Linked DNA regions of Homo sapiens: regions 1 and 3 are each linked to region 2. A link is a loop called in an ENCODE intact Hi-C map of the cell type or tissue named here. Cell type or tissue: adrenal gland. All regions are shown on one strand. Links, peaks and the distances in the headings refer to the core of each region. The heading gives the core; the rest is flanking DNA.

Region 1 (4,657 bases), core at 932-3,431, 210 kb after region 2:
CATTTATTACACCTAACCTGCTGAACATCATAGCTTAGCCTAGCCTACCTTAAATGTGCTCAATACACAGACATTAGCCTCCAGTAGGGCAAAACCATTTGATAGCACAGTGTATACTATTATGCAGTATTGGTTGTTTACCCTCGTTATTGAATGGCCGACTGGGAGCTGCAGCTTATTGCTACTGCCCAGTGTCTTGAGAGTGTTGTACTAGATATCACTAGCCTTGGAAAAGATCAAAATTCAAACTTTGAAGTACAGTTTCTAGTAAATTTTTATCTTTTTCTGGGCTAGCAAAACAGGTTAAGAACTCTCTCCTCTTCAGTGCTAGGCACTGCTGTGTGCTATTTTAATTGTTAAACAACCCTGAGTGATAGGTGGTATTTCCCCTATCTTACAATGAAGAAACTTAAGGTCAGAGAAATAATAAAAGTCATTTGCTCAAGGTCATATAATGCCATTAATATCTCCTTCAGTTATCTGTTTCTGTGTAATAAGCTATTCTTTAATTTTATGACTTAAAGCAATGATTTATTATTTTTCATGTTTCTTACGCGTCGACTAAGCTCAGCTAGGAAGTTCTACCTTGGGGAGTCTCCTTTGGTTGCAGTCAGATAGCAGCTAAAATTAAAGTACTCTGTAGGTTCAACCAGGCTGCACGTCCAAGATGGCTTCTTTATTTGTCTGTCTATCATCTCAGCTAGAATGGCTGGAAGAGATAGGGGCTGACTGGTCATCCCTTTCAACAGGGTCTCACCACATGATCAACTTGGGCTTACTCATTAAATTGCACAGCAGTCTTGGGCTTGCTGTATAGTATCTGACTTACCCTAGGAGGACTTGTCCAAGACAGCCAGGCAGCAACTGCAATGTTTCTGATGATTTAGGCTCAGAAATCACGTCTGGTCATTTCTGCTGCATCTGTGGGTTAAAAGTAAGTCACAGGGCCACCCCAGATTCAAGAGGAGGCGGCTACGTAAGGGCATGACTATCCAGAGGCCATCTTGGACACTAGCTTCTACCACATGCTGTGCTGTCTTTGGGAATTGCTTTCGGACAGGCTGGAAATAGATGGGTCTTACAAATGCCTGGCTGAAATGTGAAGAGGGTGCAAGAAAACATCTGGGGAACGTGAATGTCTGAGAGAAGACTCAAGGAAGAGGAGTCATTGAAAAAAAATAAATGACTAGAGACAGGAAGAAAACTTGGAGAAAGTGGTGCCACAGAAGCCAAATGGGGGGAGGGAGTCGCTGCCACCATAGCCATAGGTTCTTAGATTTGTTTTTCATGTTACAGTGGCCCTGTGGTTTTAAGGTACTCATAATTTACGATTACCCATTTAAAAAACTGACCTTTTTCCTTCCCATTCACTCCACTCCACACACATGCACCCAGTTGATGCCTTAAGTTCCAGTTAGAACCTCATTGATGTAATCCAATGTGAAACATTTATACTTTAAGTCATTTGTAAATTGTGATTATGTTTGGTCTACTTTACTGAGAGTAGGCTTGCCTAGGAATAGAGGAAATGTAGTGCCATGGCTTCCTAGAGAGGTGGTTGGAAAGATGAGAGTTGTCTCTAGAATAATGGCGATGGGGAAGGTGAGTATAATGGCACACTTCTGCTGGTCTTGCTAGGATGTTCTTTTGACTTCTGAGAAAGTATAAAGTGCCATGCACTGAATTATGCCATAGATAGAAGGGTGAGATACAGAGTATATTTTTTCCTATAATTAATCTTTTTTTTTCCTTTTTTGAAAAAAAATCACTGGTGTTTTCTCTATTTCAGAGCACAAAGTTATCATTGTTGGGCTGGATAATGCAGGGAAAACTACCATTCTTTACCAATTGTAAGTATTAACTATTTTAAAAATTATTTTATTTCTAGTTACTTTTTTGGCCTGGGTGATAGTCGATCAATGAATGCAGTAAGAAATTACATGAAACCTAAGTTACCCTGTAAGAAAGCAGGTTGGCTATAAACCTGGAGCCAGATCTCAGCAATAGTTAGTAGAAAGCAAGAAATTTATATGATATTGAGCATATAGTTGGCATTGAGTTGTCCACTTGTTTTGTGCTAAAGCTCTTTTGTTTGTAGAAAGTAGAAAAATATGGCCGGGTGCGGTGCCTCATGCCTTTATCCCAACACTTTGGGTGGCAGAGGTGGGAGGATCGCTTAAAGCCAGGACTTTGAGAAACCGCTTGGGTCACATAGTGAGATGCCATCTCTTTATAAGATATATATGAATATATATATATTTTAAAATTAGCTGGATGTAGTGGTGCACACCTGTAGTTCCAGCTACTCAGGAGACTGAGGTGGGAAGATTGCTTGATCCTATTCAGGAGGTCAAGGCTGCAGTGAACCTCATGCCACTGATTATGTATGATCACACCACTACACTCCGGCCTGGGTAACATTAAAAAAAAGAAAGTAGAAAACTATAAAGTAGAAACTATAAAGTTTCCTGGAATGACCTAGTATATGCCAGATAGCCTACGACCTAGTTCCAGCCCTGTTTAAACCCTCACTCATGTTGTAAACTAGTGGGAAAAAGATATTTAGGTATAAATTATAAAAGGAGGTCATGCTGATTTGTCCTTGATTAAAAAATTGTTCAAGCAAGTTAGCTTCCTTGCTAATTGTAATGTATATAAACTTTTTTCCCCAGTTCTATGAATGAAGTTGTACATACATCTCCTACAATAGGAAGTAATGTAGAAGAGATAGTGATTAATAATACACGTTTCCTAATGTGGGATATTGGTGGCCAAGAATCTCTTCGTTCTTCCTGGAACACTTACTATACTAACACAGAGGTAATGTTTCTTACAATATTTAAAATTCTATAAACAGAATGCTTGGAAAACATCTAGATTTGAGTCCTTATAGTTAATCTTTTTGAAATATCACAGTATGTTAATACATAGAGAGTTTAAGCAGAGTAAAATCTGATTTCCTATTCCAAGGTCATTGTTCAATATGTCCACTATCATTGAACCTCTATAGGGAGAATTGGTGGTTAATTATGTTCTGATTGTGTATTGATCTCAGAACTTGTCTTTAATAGTTTTTTTTAATGACTTCCATCTCATAGTTTATAATTTCATTTCTCTCTATTTATGTTTGACTGAGTTTAGCTCACCAAATGAGAGGGTTTTGATGGTTTGAATCCTAGCCAGTTTTACTATTTTCTTTTACAAAACACAATTGCACATTAAATAATTGTTTTTCTTTTGATTATAAGGCATTTTAGACATAGTCATATCTTTTTATTTACACATTATTTCCCAAAGGAAATTTCAGACCTTTGACATTTGAGTGCTTCATTGCATAGACCTGTGAATTAAAAGACTGACCGTTGTTTTTGTAGTGTTCATTATTACAAGTTAATAAAGCATGGTTTATAAGTATATAAAGCTGACTTTTAAGTCATTAAGAAACCATTAAGTGTATCTGACAACTTGATTTCCTAACACTGCATTAGGCATTTAATCATTTTTTAATAAGGGAAGTTATGTATGATTATAAAGGTATATATGCTACTGTATACATATGCTATAGGTTTCAAATTCATGCCAACAGCCTGAAAATTAACAGTTTTATTAAAATACCTTGGAATAAAATGGGCCTTACAGTGATAAAGCCACCTATCAGTAAGCTGTCAAGTGAGAGGAGAGGTAAAGTAGCAGTTCTCTCATACATCTGCCTTTTGGTTGATGAAGTCTGAATAATTGAAAAGATCCAGAAAATCATAATAATTTATTTAAAAATTAAGATCTAGGTCCCAAAAATAAATAGTGCATGTTACTAATAGGCAGTCAGAACCAACTTGGGCATCATAAATGTTATCATAAAGTAAGTAAGTTAAATCTCCATCTGTTCCTGCTGATCTCTTGCTTTTGGGTGCTCACGGAGTTGAGGAAGAGCTGGGGTGGAGCTCAGTCCTGCACAACAATCACAAGTCTTTCATCGCACCTTCTGATACCAGTCTCATCATCAGTTTATGAAGGGGTTGTGCTTGCAGGTAGCAGGCGATACTTATGTAAGGAAGAGAGCTTGTTTTTAGATAGAGATTTATTCTTTCAGTTGGTTGAATTTTTTTTTAATTGATTTCTTTATCTTGTCACATTACTTTACTCCCATACCCGTGCCCTTTTAGGTGTTCAGATTGATATTAATAAATAATATCTACCTGGAAGTAATAAATTCAGGATCATATTGCATGTTTTTCTTGTTGATTTGTAGTGCAAATAGATAGATATAGGTCCATTAGCATTCAAGATACTAGTTTAGAAAACAGACATGCGTTATATATATTAGTTAGAATGTTAATATCATATTCTCTTTTCTCTTAAAAATTAGTAAATATATTAAAATCGATCAGACCTTTTGGCTTCACAATGTATAGGTAGCTCTGATTTTCCAACAATACCATAAGATTCCAATTTCTTGATATTAATAGCCTGTATGTCAAATAAACACATTATAAATTTTACAGATACCAAATTGTATAATCACTAATAATTTTTTTGTAATTATTTTAGTTTGTAATAGTTGTTGTGGACAGTACAGACAGAGAGAGGATTTCTGTAACTAGAGAAGAACTCTATAAAATGTTAGCGCATGAGGTAAGTAAGTAGTCTTTTTACATTA
Region 2 (4,657 bases), core at 1,471-3,970:
TTCGCAGAAAGACAAATTTAAATGATATGGTTATATATAATCATTGTGATAACATGATTACATGATTATATCATTATCTAGAAATCATATAGGTTAAGTATTGAAAGGTGCAGTTATGGAGAGATTTGTCCACAGGCTACAGTAGAACTAGTTAGGCTTGTGCTGTTACACACGAAGGTATCAGTGGGTGTCGGGAGAATTCATGTTGACTCATTCGGGGCACATGTAAATCTGGGCCCTGATGAAGTACTTGTTCATGTTCCACTTCCATATTTTAGGTAATTTAAATTTTGTAGTGCAGCTTTTCCCAGTTGTGTCCTTTGCTGGTCTGGAGATGGCAGTAATCATGAACAAATCCACAACCCTTTGGTTCAGTATCCATCATCTGAATTCCTGGGGTTCCCAGTCCTAAATTGTTGCTTTGAGTTTAGAGGGGATTGTAGGTCATGCCCTCTTTGCTCTTCCCTCATCCCCTCATTTGATTAGGTTTCTGCTCAGGCGATCCTTGTCTTGTGATTGCCCTTGTAGAAGGGAGCAGGTGTCAACCTCTGACCTAAAATTTAGTTGTGATATTGAGGCTGAGGGTGCCACCTGTGCACTAAGAAGGTATAAAAAGATCTGTTACTCACAAATCGAAGCTCTCTGAGGAGAGCTGGGCAGGCTCTCAGGCAGGTTAGAAAATGGCTTGAGAGCCTCAAGGGCAACTGGCTTTGGCTTTTTTTTTTTTTTTTTTTTTTTTGAGACGGAGTCTCACTCTGTCGCCCGGGCTGGAGTGCAGTGGCAACAATCTCGACTCACTGCAACCTCCGCCTCCCGGGTTCAAGCGATTCTCCTGCCTCAGCCTCCTGAGTAGCTGGAATTATAGGCGTGCGCCACCAAGCCCAGGTAATTTTTGTATTTTTAGTAGAGACTGGGTTTCACCGTGTGGGTCAGGCTGGTCTCGATCTCCTGACCTCGTGATCCGCCCGCCTCGGCTTTGGCTTTTATGGTGGTCAGTGGTTTGGGCTGGGGCCAAAGCTTGTGTGGTTTGAGCTTCCCACTGGAGCCAAAGAGGTAGCACATGGCTTTCCTGTCACTTCCCTTGGTGTGAGTCAGGAGGGGAGGTGGCAGGGGAGGAGCTTGAAAACTCAGGGAGGCTTTCCTGACCATAACTTGTGAATACCTGATTTTATATTTAAAATCTATCTAATTACAGTTTCTTCTGCTAGATTGTAAGCTCTTTGATTTGTTCAGCATCCAATTTCCACAGCTGAGAACTGCCCCAGGCAGTCAGAGGCTCTCAGTAGATATTTGCTGAAACAATACAAAGGAGATGAAGGAGTGGCCAGAAAAATGGGAGGAGGTGCCTGAAAGCCAACAGAAGAAATGATTCTAAGAAAGGAGGAATGTGGCTGGGAGCCCTGGCTCACGCCTGTAATCTCAACACTTTGGGAGGCTGAGGTGGGCGGACCACCTGAGGCCAGGAGTTTGAGACCAGCCTGGCCAACGTGGACCCTGTCTCTACTAAAAATACGAAAATTAGCCGGGCATGGTGGCATGTGCCTGTAATCCCAGCTACTGAGGAGGCTGGGGTAGAAGAATCGCTTGAACCCAGGAGGTGGAGGTTGCAGTGAGCTGAGATTACACCACTGCACTCCAGCCTGGGTGACAGAGTGAAACTCCGTATCAAAAAAAAAAAAGAAAGATAATTGTGTCAAATGCTGTCAATGGGTCAAGTTAGATGAGCCCAAGATTCCCCAATGGACTTAACAATATGGATACCATTGGTGACCTCAGTAAGACCAGTTTTGGTCTGGAGTAGTGAGCAGAAAAGCCTTATTGGAATGGGTTCAAGAGAGAATGGAAAGATTGAAGTTAGAGTCAGTTAATATGGACAATTCTTCTAGGTACTATAGCAGTAAAAGGGAGTGGAGGCCGAGTGCAGTGGCTCATGGCTGTAATCTCAGCACTTTGGGAGGCCGAGGCAGGCAGATCACCTGAGGTCAGGAGTTCGAGCCCGGCCAACATGGAGAAACCTCATCTCTGCTAAAAGTACAAAAATTAGCTGCGCGTGGTGGCATGCACCTGTATTCCCAGCTATTCAGGGGGCTGAGGCATGAGAATCGCTTGAGCCCAGGAGGCAGAGGTTGCAGTGAGCAGAGATGGCACCACTGCACTCCAGCCTGGGTGACAGAGCGAGAACCTGTCTCAAAGAAGAAGAAAAAAAAAAAAAGGGACTAGAGAAGTGGAGCCCAGAGAGGGTTTTTATTAATATGATAGCATGTTTATATGTTGACGCTGATGGAAACAGTCCAGTGGAAAGGAAGACGCTGAAGATTCAGGAGGGAAGGAGGAAAATTGCTGGGGCCCTGTCCTGGAGTAAGATCCAGTGCTCGAGTGGAAGGGCCGGTCTGTAAGGGATTTGGTCAGTTTGTTCACAACAACGAGAAAAGGCAGAGTGTGTGAACCCACTGCAGGTAAGAGGGGAGATGTGGTTCACTTCTGGTAGCTCCTAGGAAGCTCTGTGGACATTCATGCCAAGTGACTTGTGGTGGCCTCGGCCCTGCGCCTCCAGAGGTGTCGGCTGCATCAGCACCTGCAGGGGGCGCCCTGTGCACGTCCTGTTCTCACATCCTCTTTACTAAACACGGAGATAGATGGAGCAACCCTCCCGCTGCAAACACAGCTCTTCACAGCTCTGACGTTTTTCTACTATACTGCAAACACATCTGTAATCACATTTAAAAATAAATCCACACAAGAAAAATTCACTGTTTCTTGTATAACAAGTGTAACTGTGACTTCTGAGACAACGCTGAACATTTTCTGAAATCTTGTCAAAAACCACACGGGGGCACTATTCCTTTAAAATACACAGTACGGTATGTCCAATTTTGATGACTGAAACAGTGGCATCTTTGAAGTTCAATTTCCTGAAGTTTATTTTCCTTTTAGAAGAGAGGCTGTTGTGTCACAATAACAAAATATTTTCTGTACTTCATAGATGATTTGAGATATTCCAAACTCCTAGATTTTTTATTTAATCTGGCCCCTGGGCAATCATTCTTTTAGTGTTACAGCCACTTCCTTTGCATTTAAGGCACAATGCATATTTGTCTTATTTCTGCTCTTTCTTATGCTTACAATAGAGGCTGTGAGCTAGCAGCGAGTCCAGTTTGTGCTCATATCTGGAATAAGGTTGTCTGAAGTAGACAGTTTGAGAGAAAATGTCGTTGTCTTTCTTGGTTCTCATTCCACCGTTCCCCAGCTCTCGCCTCTGAAGCTTGAGCTATTACACTTTTTATGACAGGAAAGAAAAAATTAAGTCTTTTGAACAATTTCCTGTTTTCAGGAAAGCTATCAAACTTAATTTACACATATGAAAGAAGAGGTTTCAGAGGTAGTGTAGGATTAGGAGAATAGAATTTGCTCACTGTCTAGCAATAGATAAGCTAGTATTTGCAAATAATTTAGCCAAAATGACAAATTAGTTGAAAGTTAATATCGGGCCTCAGATTTCTGGTTTTGCAAAATTTATTTATTATTTTTATTTTTTTGAGACAGAGTCTCACTCTGTTGCCCAGGCTGGAGTACAGTGGTGTGATCTTGGCTCACTGCAACCCCTGCCTCCCAGGTTCAAGTGATTCTCCTGCCTCAGCCTCCCGAGTACCTGGGATTACAGGCACGTGCCACCACGCCTGGCTAATTTTTGTATTTTTAGTAGAGATGGAGTGTCGCCATGTTGGCCAGGCTGGTCTTGAACTCCTGACCTCAGGTGATCTGCCCACCTTGGCTTCCCAAAGTGCTAGGATTACAGGCGTGAGCCACCACGCCTAGCCCTGGTTTTGCAATATTTAAATGTGTGATGCCCACCATATTGTTGCAAACAATGGCAAGTCCCTAAGGGTGTAGCAGCCTTCCATTGTGTAATGATTTGCTTGTGGGGAAATATACAATGATGCTGTGGATCCCTATCATAGTTGGTATGCTATGTTAGTAAGCAACTATTGGGGCAAGTATTTCTTACTGCTTTGTTTCACAATTCAAAGCCAAAGTAATACATAATCTTTTAGTGCCATTTTTTAGGGCTATCCAATAAGAAAATTACATTGTTGTCTATGCAAAGGCTTTATGGAAGCTACTTAAATATAAAAGAAACAGACAAACAGAAATGATCAAGAGTAGCCATTGTCAGCTAAATAATTACAAAATCAGTCTGCATATATTCATTTTTTAACCACTTTGTATTTTGCTCAATTTACCTTGAACTGGTAAACAATTAGTTCTTTTTTTGAGACAGCTCTGTTGCCCAGGCACAGAGGTACAGTGGCACGCATTCATAGCTCACTGCAACCTTAAACTCCTGGGCTTAGTTTGTCCTTCCATCTCAGCCTCCTGAGTAGCTAGGACTACAGGCACGTGACACCATACCTGGCTAATTTTTATTTGTATTTTTTGTAGAGACAGGTCTCATTATATTACCCAGGCTGGTCTTGACCTCCTGGCCTCAAGCAATCCTCCTCCTTCAGCCTCCCAAAGTGTTGGGCTTGCAGGCGTGAGCCACTGTGCCCAGCCAACACTGGTTCTTAAACTAAACATGTTAGGGTGCTCCTGATATTTTAAGCACTCCTACCACAATCCATTCATTGTGCTTCTTCATCTTAAATGTAAATTGTCA
Region 3 (4,657 bases), core at 698-3,197, 410 kb after region 2:
TCAAATTTGGAGTTAAATAAATCAACATTTCTTGATTGTTTCATGAAAAGGGCAAATGGTGAACAATCTAAACACATTAAGAGGTGTTCATTTAATGTATAACGTGTAAAAGATTTGTGCAAAGAGAGGTTGTGATGTTAAAACTTGCTGAATGTGAAATTTTCATTTAAATAAATATCCAAGGATAAACAGAAAGTAAAAGAAAGAGTTCTTTTTCTGATTTAAGGCTGAACATACTCATGTAGTTTTGCATCCAAAAGTGGTCTTCCTTTGGCAGAAAATATACTTTTCGAGTGAATGTGAATTCTATATTTAAAAGCTACTCCTTCTTTCCTCAGAGCCTCTATCGTCAGGCCATGGAAGAAGCCAAGAAAGAAGGCTATGACTTGAGAAGTGATGCCATTCCCATTGTGGCTGCCAAGGCCTCTCGGGATATTGCCAGTGATGTAAGAGCTGATCAAGTCCTAACATTTCTTACCATCATGCCAGCCACACAGAATACAGCTGGATGTCTCTTTGGTCATCATCCACCTTAACTCCCTTCAGTGCATAGGCAAATATACTGAGGGTTGAGATACAGATAACTTGCCCAAGATCACAAGCATCACAGAGGCATAGCCTAGACTGGAATGTGGCTCATTTGACTCCTTATTTTTGATCTTTGCTCAATAGGAGTGAGTGCCTCGATTAAAGCTAGATGTGTGTATGCTGAGCTACTCACAAAACCTCAGGAACTTCCTTGGAACACACTCAAGGCAAAGATGCCAGAAAAGAAGCAGGCTTAACTGAGTTTGCCCCATCACTTGAAAATGAACATGGAAAGACAAAGTCTTCTTTCTATGTGGTGCACAGAACCAATATTTCTTTACCCTAAAAATGAAAACATCAGATCCCTGGACATCTTAAAAATTAATCCAAGAGTAGTAAAATTGTTCATTTTTATAGGTTTTTAAATGTTTAAATTCTGGTTAAATATATATATATATATATATATATATATATATATATATATATATACACACACATACATATATATATAATAAAATTTACCATCTTAACCATTTTCAAGTATACTGTTTGGTGGGGTTCAGTATATTCATATTATTGTACAACAGATTTCCAGAATTTTCATCTTGTAAAACTTAAACTCTCTACCTATTAAATAACAGAAATTGTCCATTTTAAAACTATTTCTCCCAAATCAATTGTGAAGAGGAAATTACTTCTCAGACTATGCTAGAAAATTTTAATGATCCATGTAAACATACGCCCCAGGTGTGTTCTTAAATAGGCTCACTCACATGATGGATTTCTGAGACACCATCATGGTTTATTACTGTAATTGGACTCTTCATTTCAGTATTCACTTTTTATCATTTTTTGCCAACATATGATTCTCTAGCATATATAAAGGAACCATTGTGGGGTTATTCTGTGGACATGTGCCAATGAGCACAACAGTCCAATATGTGGCGTTACAGCAGCATGACCAGTGAAACTCCTCTGTTGCCTTAAAGATTTCATAGAAAGCACCACCACAGAAAGAACAACAGGGAATAGCCCTTTGTGCTTCCTTCTTATTTACTGGATTCTCTCTTTCAGTACAAATACAAAGAAGCATATCGTAAACAGTTGGGTCACCACATTGGCGCCCGAGCAGTACACGATGACCCCAAGATAATGTGGTCCCTCCACATTGCCAAAGTGCAGAGTGACCGTGAGTACAAGAAAGATTTTGAGAAATACAAGACAAGGTACAGCAGCCCAGTGGACATGCTTGGTATCGTTTTGGCCAAGAAGTGTCAGACCTTGGTCAGCGATGTGGACTATAAACATCCTCTGCATGAATGGATCTGCCTGCCCGACCAGAATGACATCATTCATGCACGGAAAGCCTATGACCTCCAGAGTGACGTAAGTTTCCTTGATGTTAGCTCTGCATGTTAAAAGCGGATCTGAAACGTGTCTGTGAGTTCTGACTAGTGCCAATGAACTGCAATTTGTTTGTATATTTCAAACAATTTACAATTAAATGTCTGAAAGGAGTTTCCCATTGGAGGTACTACAATTTGTTTTCTTCTCCAAAAGTTCTCTGTAGGAGAGGAAACAAAGTAAATATTATCAGTTCTAAACAGGTATAAATCTTCCTAGGGATTCAGGCTTCCTTTGTTTGAATCAGATGAAACTTAGCCCTTAAAAATATATCACTGCAAACTTTTGGCTAAGGAAGTAAAAAAATGTGTGTGTTTGTTGGCAGAGGGCAGTAGGGAGATAGAGGGAAAGCATATTATGCTAAATTACTTTAATTTACATTTTATACTTACTGATGGGAAAATTCTATCATTCTTACGTTTTTCGAAACCAGTCGTCTAATACTTATCAACATTCAGCATGTCCTATTGAGAGTAAAATAAAATGAATAATTAAGGAAATACCAAACATATCTCTGTAACATCACATTTCCTTTATACACTTGAAGTTTTGTGATTTTTGAAGATGGAAATAAAAGTGAGAATTTTTTGACTGCAGTACTCACGCACCATCAGTCTCAGTGTGTGGTTTTATTTGGAGCTATTAGACTACATTTTCCAAGGCTAAAAAAGCATGCTTCTCTGTAAAAATCTTGTAATACTGTCATAGGCAGGACCATGTCTTTTACTTTAAAAGAAGATCTTTTATCATTCTTGCTGTACTCCTCTGTACCAAAAAAACGCTCAGAAAAAAAAATACACTTAGGATTCAATAATGTGCGTGAGTGAGTGAATGACTATGCTAGGAACCTTAACTATTCATCGGTATTTTTGTGTTTCTCTAGGATAACCCATTTTGTAACTATGAATCTGAAACACTAATTAATAAATCTGTTTCTTATCTGTTGATCTGCAGAATTTGTATAAGTCAGACCTTGAATGGATGAAAGGCATTGGCTGGGTTCCGATTGATTCCTTGGAAGTTGTTAGGGCCAAGAGAGCTGGAGAATTACTTAGTGATACTATCTACCGTCAGCGTCCAGAAACGCTGAAATTTACCAGTATAACGGACACTCCGGAGCAGGTGCTGGCAAAAAACAATGCTTTAAACATGAATAAGGTGAGTCTTCAATCCTCACTGTTAGATACCGAAAGTTACCACAGAACAATTTAAAAATTCTGATATATTATTGCATTTTAAAGATAATAATAAGCATTATGATACCTTCTTAAATGATTTTTCCACTATAATACCATAGTTACTTAGTGATACTTCAAAATATTAAACCATTGTTAAAAGTACTGTGTGCTTTTGTTTGTTTGTTTTGTTTTTTGAGACTAAGTTTTGTTCTCGTCGCCCAGGCTGGAGTGCAATGGCACGATCTTGGCTCACTGCAACCTCCACCTCCTGGGTTCAAGCAATTCTCTTGCCTCAGCCTCCCAAGTAGCTGGGATTACAGGAGCCTGCCACCACACCCAGCAAATTTTTGTATTTTCAGTAGAGACAGGGTTTCACCATGTTGAAGGCTGGTCTCAAACTCCTGAGCTCAGGTGATCCACCCATCTCGGCCTCCCAAAGTGCTGGGATTACAGGTGTAAGCCACCGTGCCCAGCCTAAAGTACTGTGTGCTTCTGATTGGATTAGTAGGTTGTCAAAAAAAAAAAAATACTGTGTGCTATAACTCTTTCCTATAAATTATTTTAAATACTTCAATCCAATTATACTTTTCATAACCGATAAGTCCTTTAACAGATTATTGAAAGAATTTTAATAAGAAACAAAGGTAAGGAATTTATGCAGCTTTAATAATTTTATTTCTACCTTGTATACAAGAGAGATGACTGGCACATAATCAAAACAATAATATCTGTGAACACCAAAATAATTTTTCTCTCTCTCTCTCTCTTTTTTTTTTTTTTTTGTAGCGCTTATATACTGAAGCCTGGGACAATGACAAGAAAACTATTCATGTCATGCCTGATACACCAGAAATCATGTTAGCCAAACTCAACCGAATAAACTACAGTGATGTAAGTAAACTGTTGATCTTGTAATGAACAGAAAGGCAAAAATGAACCACTGTAGCTGTTTCCTTAGGAAAAGGTTTTGACTAATTTACTACACATACTACAAACTACCATTTTCAGTAGAAGAGATAGTTCTCACTTGATTCAATTTTGAGCTTTGTGGTGGGTCCACAAAGTAGGCTACCATTTTATTAACAGGTTATCAGGAATTGAATGATTATGAATAAATATTTCCATAGGAATTATACTTTTAAAACCTTCCCCTACAGGTCACTGTGGGTATCAAGTCATTATTTTATTCAGCAGCTAGCAAGTAGGCAAGGACTGGGTTGGAATCTGATGAGTTAGTAAGCCGCATATTATTTTGCTGCTCCAGTATGCTCTGATAATCATTTGATGTTAACATTTTTCCAGGCATTTCTGCCAGAACCAACATTTTCAAAAGGGCAATGATCCTGAAATCCCAGGTCCATATATGAATCATTGTCCGAGATAATAGTCCACAGCAAAATAAGAAAAAATAAGCACAATGCATTGAGTTTTTCATAAAACAGAATAGAGTACATTTTAAAATATTGTCCTTGTTTTTTATTCTTCTTTTGTGTTAAGATGCTGTGTCTTTTATATTATGATGACAATAATAAATACTGTTTTGTTTT

The links. A loop is a pair of places that touch in the nucleus more often than their neighbours do. Peaks named below come from ENCODE experiments on the same cell type or tissue, not always from the same donor. Only the 100,000 strongest peaks of a DNase experiment are listed, where the experiment ranks them.
Region 1: it touches region 2 in a loop (2.6-fold over the local background); 6 of 110 quality-filtered maps call a loop at or near these places.
Region 3: it touches region 2 in a loop (2.7-fold over the local background); 17 of 110 quality-filtered maps call a loop at or near these places.

The regions. Positions count from the first base shown.
Region 1 is chr2:151,812,332-151,816,988 of GRCh38, reverse strand. ARL5A (ARF like GTPase 5A) reads left to right here. Exons shown (of 6, transcript NM_012097.4): 2 at 1,790-1,850; 3 at 2,673-2,820; 4 at 4,549-4,632. Among named protein-coding and RNA genes, the nearest start is that of ARL5A, 14 kb to the left of the region's middle. In adrenal gland, for the core only: no CTCF peak of the experiment used is centred there; no DNase peak of the experiment used is centred there.
Region 2 is chr2:152,023,935-152,028,591 of GRCh38, reverse strand. All of the region lies in intron 2 of CACNB4 (calcium voltage-gated channel auxiliary subunit beta 4), which reads left to right. Among named protein-coding and RNA genes, the nearest start is that of CACNB4, 73 kb to the left of the region's middle. RefSeq lists an enhancer at 2,392-2,461. In adrenal gland, for the core only: a CTCF peak has its summit at 2,666; a DNase peak (open chromatin) is centred at 2,581; H3K4me3 peaks cover 424 bases; H3K27ac peaks cover 326 bases.
Region 3 is chr2:151,616,708-151,621,364 of GRCh38, reverse strand. NEB (nebulin) reads left to right here. Exons shown (of 182, transcript NM_001164508.2): 72 at 339-446; 73 at 1,603-1,914; 74 at 2,887-3,090; 75 at 3,897-4,001. Among named protein-coding and RNA genes, the nearest start is that of NEB, 120 kb to the left of the region's middle. In adrenal gland, for the core only: a CTCF peak has its summit at 1,771; no DNase peak of the experiment used is centred there; H3K4me3 peaks cover 649 bases.